2 separate regions of the Mus musculus genome follow, and region 1 is linked to region 2. A link is a loop called in an ENCODE intact Hi-C map of the cell type or tissue named here. Cell type or tissue: gastrocnemius. All regions are shown on one strand.

Region 1 (4,000 bases), 60 kb before region 2:
GCTTGGGGGCTTGGGCAGGAATGACCCAGAGGAAGGGGTGGAGCTTGGAACCTCTATGGAAGGATCTTGGAGTTAGTTTCCCCCTCCCTGTTCCCAGAACCCACAGCAACATGTGACAATGATGACTGGGGCTGAGTGACAGCCCTGGAGCCTAGAAAATGACATAGATGGTAGGGGCTGCTCCTTCCTATGTTCCTGGAACTATCATTGCTTGGGCCTCAGGGCCCAGCATCCATGCTAGGGCCTCTGGTCTTTGCATCAGGCTCTGAACATAGCCAAGTCTGTGTCCTTACAACACGTCCCAGAATGAGGATGTATGCTAGGCCCCACACATAATAGCCACTCAGAAGAACCAGTGTCCAACTGCAACCGTGGACACACCTCTCAAAGACCACGTCATCTCCATCCAATTAGATACTCTTGCTAGTACCATGGGAAGGCCTGTTATGTGAACCTGTCTGGAGAGGACCCGGGTGTCAGGAAATGCAGGGCCTACCTTTAAGCAGCTTGTGGTAGGTACCTCCAGGGTCACTGGTCCTTGGGTGTAACTATCTGGATGGAGACATTCACCTACATTTACTAGGTTGCATGTCTAGCCCAGTGCCTCTCACTGTATGTAACTTGTACCTCATTTTTAAAGCGCTGGCCCTTTCTTTGGAGAGGGGGTGAGACTCACCTTATAGCATCCCACATCCTGGTGCCCGAGGCTCACCACTCTGCTCTGCCCGAGGCTGTGCCTGAATAGTCCGGAAGGCTGGGAGGCTCTAGGCTAGTGATTCTTAACCTTCTGAATGCTGCAACCCTTTAATACAGTTCCTCGTGTTGTGGTGACCCCCCAACCATAAAATTATTTTTGTTGTTACTTCATAGCTGTACTTTTGCTACTGTTATGAATAATAATGTAAATATCTGTGTTTTCTGATGGTCTTAGGTGACCCCTATAAAAGGATTGTTCAACCCCACAGGGGTTACTGCCCACAAGTTGAGAACTGCTACTCTAAGCTAATCTCTGGTCTCTGTTAGGAATGTCCTTACAGGACTCGACTCATTTCCGCTGTGCTCACAGCCACAGAGCCTCAGGCAGCATGCTCCAGGTGACCCTTCATTGCCCATCATAGGAGGGCTTTGAGAGCACATTAACTATAAAGCTGGGCCCCCTAACTCTGCCAGCAGGGCATGGGCTGCCAGGTGCCTAGTTTGTCTTCAGTCGGGGATATGGAGGGATTCCTGATAAAGGTAGTAGGAAGGTGGCACAGGGTGACCGGAAGTCCCGCACTGCCTCCCGAGGGTCCCAGTGGCCCTGTGTGGCAGGTGACTTATGGGAGGGATGATCCTGAGTCCCATCTGTGTCTTGTTTCTCTGTAAGTGATGGCTCCTCCCTGACCACAGCTCTCTTGCCCCTCTGGTGTGGGATACTGGGCAGCCAATGTGTTCATGAGGCTAGAGAATCAAGGGCACAGGTCCTCCAGCAGGTACCTGGTGAGCCCGGTGCAGGGGCAAGGACTTGCTCCACACTCTGGAAGGACAGGTCACAGTGACAAGCAGTTAAGCTACCTGAGAGTGCTCCTTAAGGACTTCCAGGGATGACAGAGGGACTCCAGGCCCGGCAGGATAGAACTTGTCTCCAACCCCAGCCATCTGAGAGGCTGAGGCGTGAGTGTGAAGGAATTCAAGGAGAACTCAAGGCCAGCCCAGGCTTAATAATGAGATCCTGATTCAAAAACAAACAAACAAACAAACAAACAAACAAACAAAAGTGGGAGTGGGGAGAATAAAAAGGAAGGAGGGAGAAAGAGGAGGAGAGGTTGGAAGAGGGAAGGAGGTAGGGGATTGTGTGTATGATCAAAAGATCCAATTTAGACTACAAAGAGACAGAAACTTCGTAGCAGAGGCAGAGCCCAGAGGTGCTGGGTGTTGGGGTCAGAAAGAGCTCTCTGCCAGAGTACTGTCTTTTTAAGAATGGCTAGATTGGAGGATGTACCCAGAGCACTCTGGGTACAGGCACATCAGGACGGGAGACCCTACAGTCAGAGCTTGATGGTCCAAGGCCCATGTGCCAAAGTTTCAGTCTCCTTGGCATCTTTTCTACAGAGCCGCCAGAGCCCCCACATCTCCTGGCTCACCCTCACTGCCACTCAGACTATGGATGTCAGAGCACTTCAAGCCCAGTGGCTCACTAGACCACCCTGGGAGAGGGGGGCGTCCCTGCCTTCAGTGAGGCCTGCCAGGAGCACAGAATGGGTGTGGGGTTGGCCTGCTCAGCTCAAGAGGTAATTTATATACTCATACCTGCACTACACATAAACACCCCTTCTGAGGGAGTGAAATCTTACCATGGGGATACTCCAGTCGCTTGTCCTGAATGCCACTCCGGTCAGTAGCCATAGGCATGTGGCTCAGAGGCCTGCCACTATGGTTGTGGGAGCTGGCACTAGTCCCTCAGACTTCCCATGTCTAGGATTCCCTAGGGACCATTGTGTCGTCAGGGTGTCTCCTCACAGTGTCTGATACACACCTGGCACTAGAAGGACCTAAAAACCTGAGCTGTCACCTGAGAGAAGCTGTAGGACATCATGGCTCAGGCAACCTTGGATGAAGCCATTTAACCTCCAAAGCCCTTGTTTTCCCATCCAGAAAATGGGGTTGTGCTGGTTTTCGAAGGGGAGTTTGTGAGATGGGATGAGGCAGGTGTCAGCTGAGGACAAGGTGGCCCTGACTGGCTTTATCCCTTTGAGGGCAGGAAGCCCAGGCCTCGTGCAAGCTGGACTGAGCAGCCACGTGTGTGCCGAGACGTTATATCGCCAGTTGGCACGGCTGCCCTCAGGGGACACAACACCCCATTGTCTCTATGAAGCCTCGTGAGAAGGTTGGCATTTCTAATTAGCAATGTGTTGAAAGTGAACTTCTTCAAATCCTGAGTTGTCTGGACTGAAAGAGAAAAGAGAGCCAGGCTCAGTATCTGCAGCGGGAGACACGCATATCACATGACCTCCGTCTCTAGTGAAATAATAGTAGCACTCCCTCTGAGAGCTATGGGGTGAGGCTGCAGACCCCTTGTGCTGTCCCTGGGGAAGCCTCCCAGCTTGCTGCCTGCAGAGCCTGGAGGAGGTGGCACTGGGAAGTTGCACCAGCCAGTCCGGTTTATAAGGCACTTCTCTGCTGGGGTCCGACTGGAAACAATATCATTCCGTATCTGTCACCCTTCTGAGGCTCTGATTGCCTCCTGACCTCTTGCTCTGAGTCCTCTCCATGTGATACCCCACCTGAATGTCCTCACCTGCCAGCACCTGGCACCTGCTGGCACTTGGTCTGTGCACCAGGTATAAGACACACGCTGTCTCAAAGGCGGTAAGGGAAAAAAAGCAAAAATCTCATTACTATTTTAAAACATTAATTATACGTTGGAAATGATAGTATTCGGGATATGCTGGTTACGTATCATTACAGTCAGTTGTCCCGGTTCTTTTTACGCCTCTCGGGGACTGATGAGGCAGTGCACAGGGGTTTTCTGAGGTAATGGGAATATTCCCTACCTCGTCTCCACAGGGGTGTGAGTTACCTGCAAGCCTGCGACTGTCAAAACTCATCAGATGGTACAATTAAGATCTGTGAATTTCAATGTATGTAAATTATATATCAAAGAAGAAATCACACATTAAAAAAAGTCGAGCGCCAGTTACGGCTCCCTTTTAGACAGGCAGAGCCCTGGGGGCAGCTGGGGGAGCACCCATGGGGTGAGCTCTATTCTATGGGGCAACCCCAACACTGGAATGGACTAGCCAGTCCTGACTATGTCTACTGCACCTGGGAGAGGACCCAGGATGAAGACATGGAGCAGGAAGAGGGTAAGGAGTTCTTGGTAGCATAGGGTAAGTGTTGGAGTTCACAGAGGTTATGCTGCTGTGCACACTCCAGCCTCGTTGATCACCAGTGCAGCCTGCAGGATGGTGCTTACACAGGAAACCATTGAGAAGGGGAGCTCAGACCAGGACAGGGAGGA
Region 2 (4,000 bases):
AAATATCTGAGAAGCCATTGTGTCAAGTTGTGAAAGTAAAGGCTGGATGGCAATGGGGACCCCAAGATGTTAGAGGTGCCAGAGCTGTGGCGTATCTGCCAAGGAGAGCTGTGGACAGGGATTGGAGACAGCCCAAGAGAGAGAGAGAGAAGTGTGCTGCAGTCAGCGAAGTCAGAAGAGTGGAGCCATCGAAGCCCTTTGGCATGAAGCTACTGCTGGCTTTCAGTCTTGCTCTGGCCCACCATTTCCTTACTCTACCCCCAATTTCTCCCTTTTGGAACGGTAACGGGTATGTTGAAAGTATGTAACCACTCTTTGATTTTTACAGGCGGTTACTTACAATGAAAGGATTGCTTTGAGTCTCAAAAGACACTTTGAACACTGGACTACTTAAAGAGTGTTGGGAATGTGAAAGACTCTGGGGACTAAGTTGGACTAAATGTATTATGCATTATGACATGGCTGATAGCCAATGGTATCCAAGGAGTGGCATGTATGGCTTAAATGAGAATGCCCATACATTTGAATACTTGGTCCCCAGTTGGTGAAACTATCTGGAAAGGACTAGGAGGTGTGACCTCGTGAAAAGATGTCATTGGTTGGGCTTTGAAATATCAAAAGCCCATGCCATCCATTTGCTCTCTCTCTCTCTCTCTCTCTCTCTCTCTTAGGACAAGATGTGAACTCTCATCTGTTCCTGCCATCACCATGCCTTCGCTCTGCTATCATGGACTCTAACCCTCTGAAATCAGAAGTCTAAGTAAATGTTTTCCTTTCTAAGTTATTGTGATGATGTTTGTTTTGTTTTGTTTTTATTGTGATGATGTTTGTTTTGTTTTGTTTTTATCGCAAAGAGGAAAGGAACTAAGAGCCTCCTGAAATGAAAATAGTGCTTGTGGAAGTGTTCGGCTTACTCAGCACCAAGTAAAGTGGGAAATCACCATGTAAATTCTGCTTTGATGGCAGCCAGCCAAGCTAAAGATTCCGGAGGCCTGGGACCCCTGGGCTCCTCACCATCCCTCCCTGAAACTCTTTAATAGCTTCTTCTGCACGTGTGCTGATGGAAATGTTAGGGATTTGTTGCTTTTGAATATTTATTTTGTTATTTCTATTTCTGCATGGATGTATGCATGTCTATGTGCAGACATGCACAAATCAGCACAGTTGTTCCCAGAGTCCAGAAATGGCGATTAGATCCCTCAGAGTTAGAGGAACAGGTGGCTATGAATTACCCAACATATATGCTGAGAACTGAATTCAGGTCTCCCAAAATAACAGGAAACACTCTTTAAAAAGGGGAGGGGGCTCACTTATTTATTTTATGTATGTAAGTACACTGTCACTGTCTTCAGACACACCAGAAGAGGGCATAGGATCCCATTACAGATGGTTGTGAGCCACCATGTGGTTGCTGGGAATTGAACTCATGACCTCTAGAAGAGCAATCAATGCTCTTAACCGCTGAGCCATTTCTCCAGTCCTAGAATGTGTTGCTTTTAATCTACCATAAGTGAGAAGTTCAGGGTTGTGAAATCAGAGCCAAATGAATGGATGAGGGCCTGAGGAGCCATTTTTAGTACTGGTCACAGATCTCAGGGGATAGTCTCTGAGCATGTATTTCGAGTGTTTAAGGCTCCATACTTGCTATCGCTAGTCTTAAGAATGTTCTAGATGGTTCAGATAGATTCTAGAACATCTTCAAAAAAGCCGGGTATCACTCTAGACTTGGCTCTATCAGGAAGACTACATTTATCTCACTTTCTTTTGAAAGGTGCCATGACTCTGCTTTGTGGGGCTCTTCGTGCCACTCTCTCCTGGAGGTAGGATAGAGGGGAGGGACCATCCATCCCTGGGCGATGGGAGGGCTTTCTGCTGGCTTCCAGTTGCCCACAGTGACTAAGAATGATGCGTGAAAATAGCAGCTGAAAATGTCACCGCCCACCTCCCAAACTTTCCAAGAAAGAAAAACATTGGCCTGGGTGGCAATTGGAGCCTGTGAGCAAAATGAAGCAGCCGTGGTTTGTCTGTGGCTGGAGATGAGGCTTCCGTCGACAGTGATGTGGCTCGGGACCTTGCTTGCTCGTCCACTGTTGTGTGACACTATCCTCAGGAGACAAAGTAAACAAATGTCTACTCCCAAAAGTACAGGCAGCAGCAAAGTCTAACTTGGTCAATCAATGAACTTTTTTGAGTGTTACTTGCGGGAGTATTAATAAGGAATTACCTACAGGCACAGAAATGACTCAAAGGCATTTTTTGACTGTGCCAAAACCCACCCCAGCATGGATGACAACTCACACAAAGATGGAAACACTGCACAGCCAGCAGGAGGCACAACAAGTTGGAGAGTCTGCAATTGGTCTGAGCCTCTTCCAGGCAGCTCAGCTGACTGAGCCGGCTCAGCAGTCCTTACTGCTTATATAAGCCTGGGGAAGACGGAACTCAGTGAATCAGGTCAGTTTCAGGGAATTCCTGAAGCTTTTGAGTTGTTTATTTTCTGAGCCTAGGGAGCTTCCGTGCAGGATGTATTTCACCTCCCCTTAGAACAGCAATTCTCAACCTGTGGGCCTCAAGTCCTTGCAGTGACATATCAGCTATCCTGCTTACCAGATATATACGTTATGGTTAATAACAGTAGCGAAATTACAGTTATGAAGTAGCAACAAAATTAATTTATGGTTGAGGGTCACCACGACATGAGGAACTGTATTAAAGGGTTGCAACATCAGGAAGGTTGAGAACCATCGGGATAGACTTCAAAGATACCATGAGTACAGAAGGGTGGACCAAGGGGACACTGAAGAGGAGGATAGATTATGAGGACACTGTACAGACAGGAAGATGGTTCAAACGTTTAATGCCAGCACTCTGGGAGACAGAGGCAGGCAGATCTCTGAGTTCCAGGCCAGCAGGTCTAAATAGGGAATTCTAGGCTAGCCAGGACTCCATTGTGACACCTTGTGTAAACAAAGAAACACCACTTGATCCCAGATGCCCACAGGACCCAACAGAGGCAGCAATCCTCATGTGTCCTTCTCTTGAGGATATTGTTGGGGTCCAGGAGTCACCCCACAAACCATGTGAACACTGATCTCAATCAGATAAGGATGGTTTATTAAACACACACCTTGTAATCGACCAGGGCAACAGCTCAGTCTCAAGAGCTCAAAGCTGTGCACTGGACATTTTTCAGGCCATCTTATAAAGGTCAAAACTGCAAAAATCACAATGAGCTCATACACAGGTGCTGAAAGTGCTGCCCAGTGGTCAGCCCTCACGCAAGCCATTTTAGACATAATAGTTCATATTTGACCTTTAATTTGATGAGTCCTACATGAAGCTTATAGTTGTGGAATTTCTTAAGATTAACAAACCTCATAACATACAGAACATAACTGGCTATGCGGCCAGCATGACCGTGTTCTGAGTCAAGTTATTTTCCTGCATCAATGACTGGCAGGCAAATTACAGCAATGATGTGAAATAGCTGTTAGGCATGGAACAAGGTGGCTACAGATATGCTAGTAGGGCAGGCCTCAACAGATATAGCCTGTATAGGCAGTACATCTGCTCAAGAAACTTCTAGGATGTCTGCCATACTCATAGCCAGAGGAGCCTATCCCAGGATCTCCTCTTGCCCCCTTCTCTATCCCCTTCTCTGCCTTAGTCACCCCAAAGCTCCTCTTTAGTCCCCTAGAACCTGACTTAAGCCAATTCAAACCATGAATGAGATCGGTCTGAGGGAGAAGACCGCCCCTGACCTCAAGGATCTCTCTTCTCTAGGGCACAGACGATAGGGTCTGAGGGAAAGTTCGCAGGAGGCATCTAGAACTCACAAGCTGGCATTGCTGTGAACCCTGAATGGTACCCATCCTCTGAGGGCACGGGGTACCCATTCACTGAAGACACCATCATGACTTAAACGGCAATTTCATAATCTGTCCTTAAAGGCCCTACGGCAGCAGGAAGCCTCTGGCCTGCCTCTGCCAGGCACCAGTGA

The links. Hi-C counts contacts between places; a loop is a spot of excess contacts. Peaks named below come from ENCODE experiments on the same cell type or tissue, not always from the same donor. Only the 100,000 strongest peaks of a DNase experiment are listed, where the experiment ranks them.
Region 1: it touches region 2 in a loop (1.9-fold over the local background); 2 of 42 quality-filtered maps call a loop at or near these places.

The regions. Positions count from the first base shown.
Region 1 is chr15:84,815,685-84,819,684 of GRCm38, forward strand. All of the region lies in intron 2 of Phf21b (PHD finger protein 21B), which reads right to left. Among named protein-coding and RNA genes, the nearest start is that of Gm52202, 27 kb to the left of the region's middle. In gastrocnemius, no CTCF peak of the experiment used is centred here; DNase peaks (open chromatin) are centred at 2,110 and 2,791.
Region 2 is chr15:84,875,313-84,879,312 of GRCm38, forward strand. No RefSeq gene overlaps it. Among named protein-coding and RNA genes, the nearest start is that of Gm46528, 19 kb to the right of the region's middle. In gastrocnemius, no CTCF peak of the experiment used is centred here; no DNase peak of the experiment used is centred here.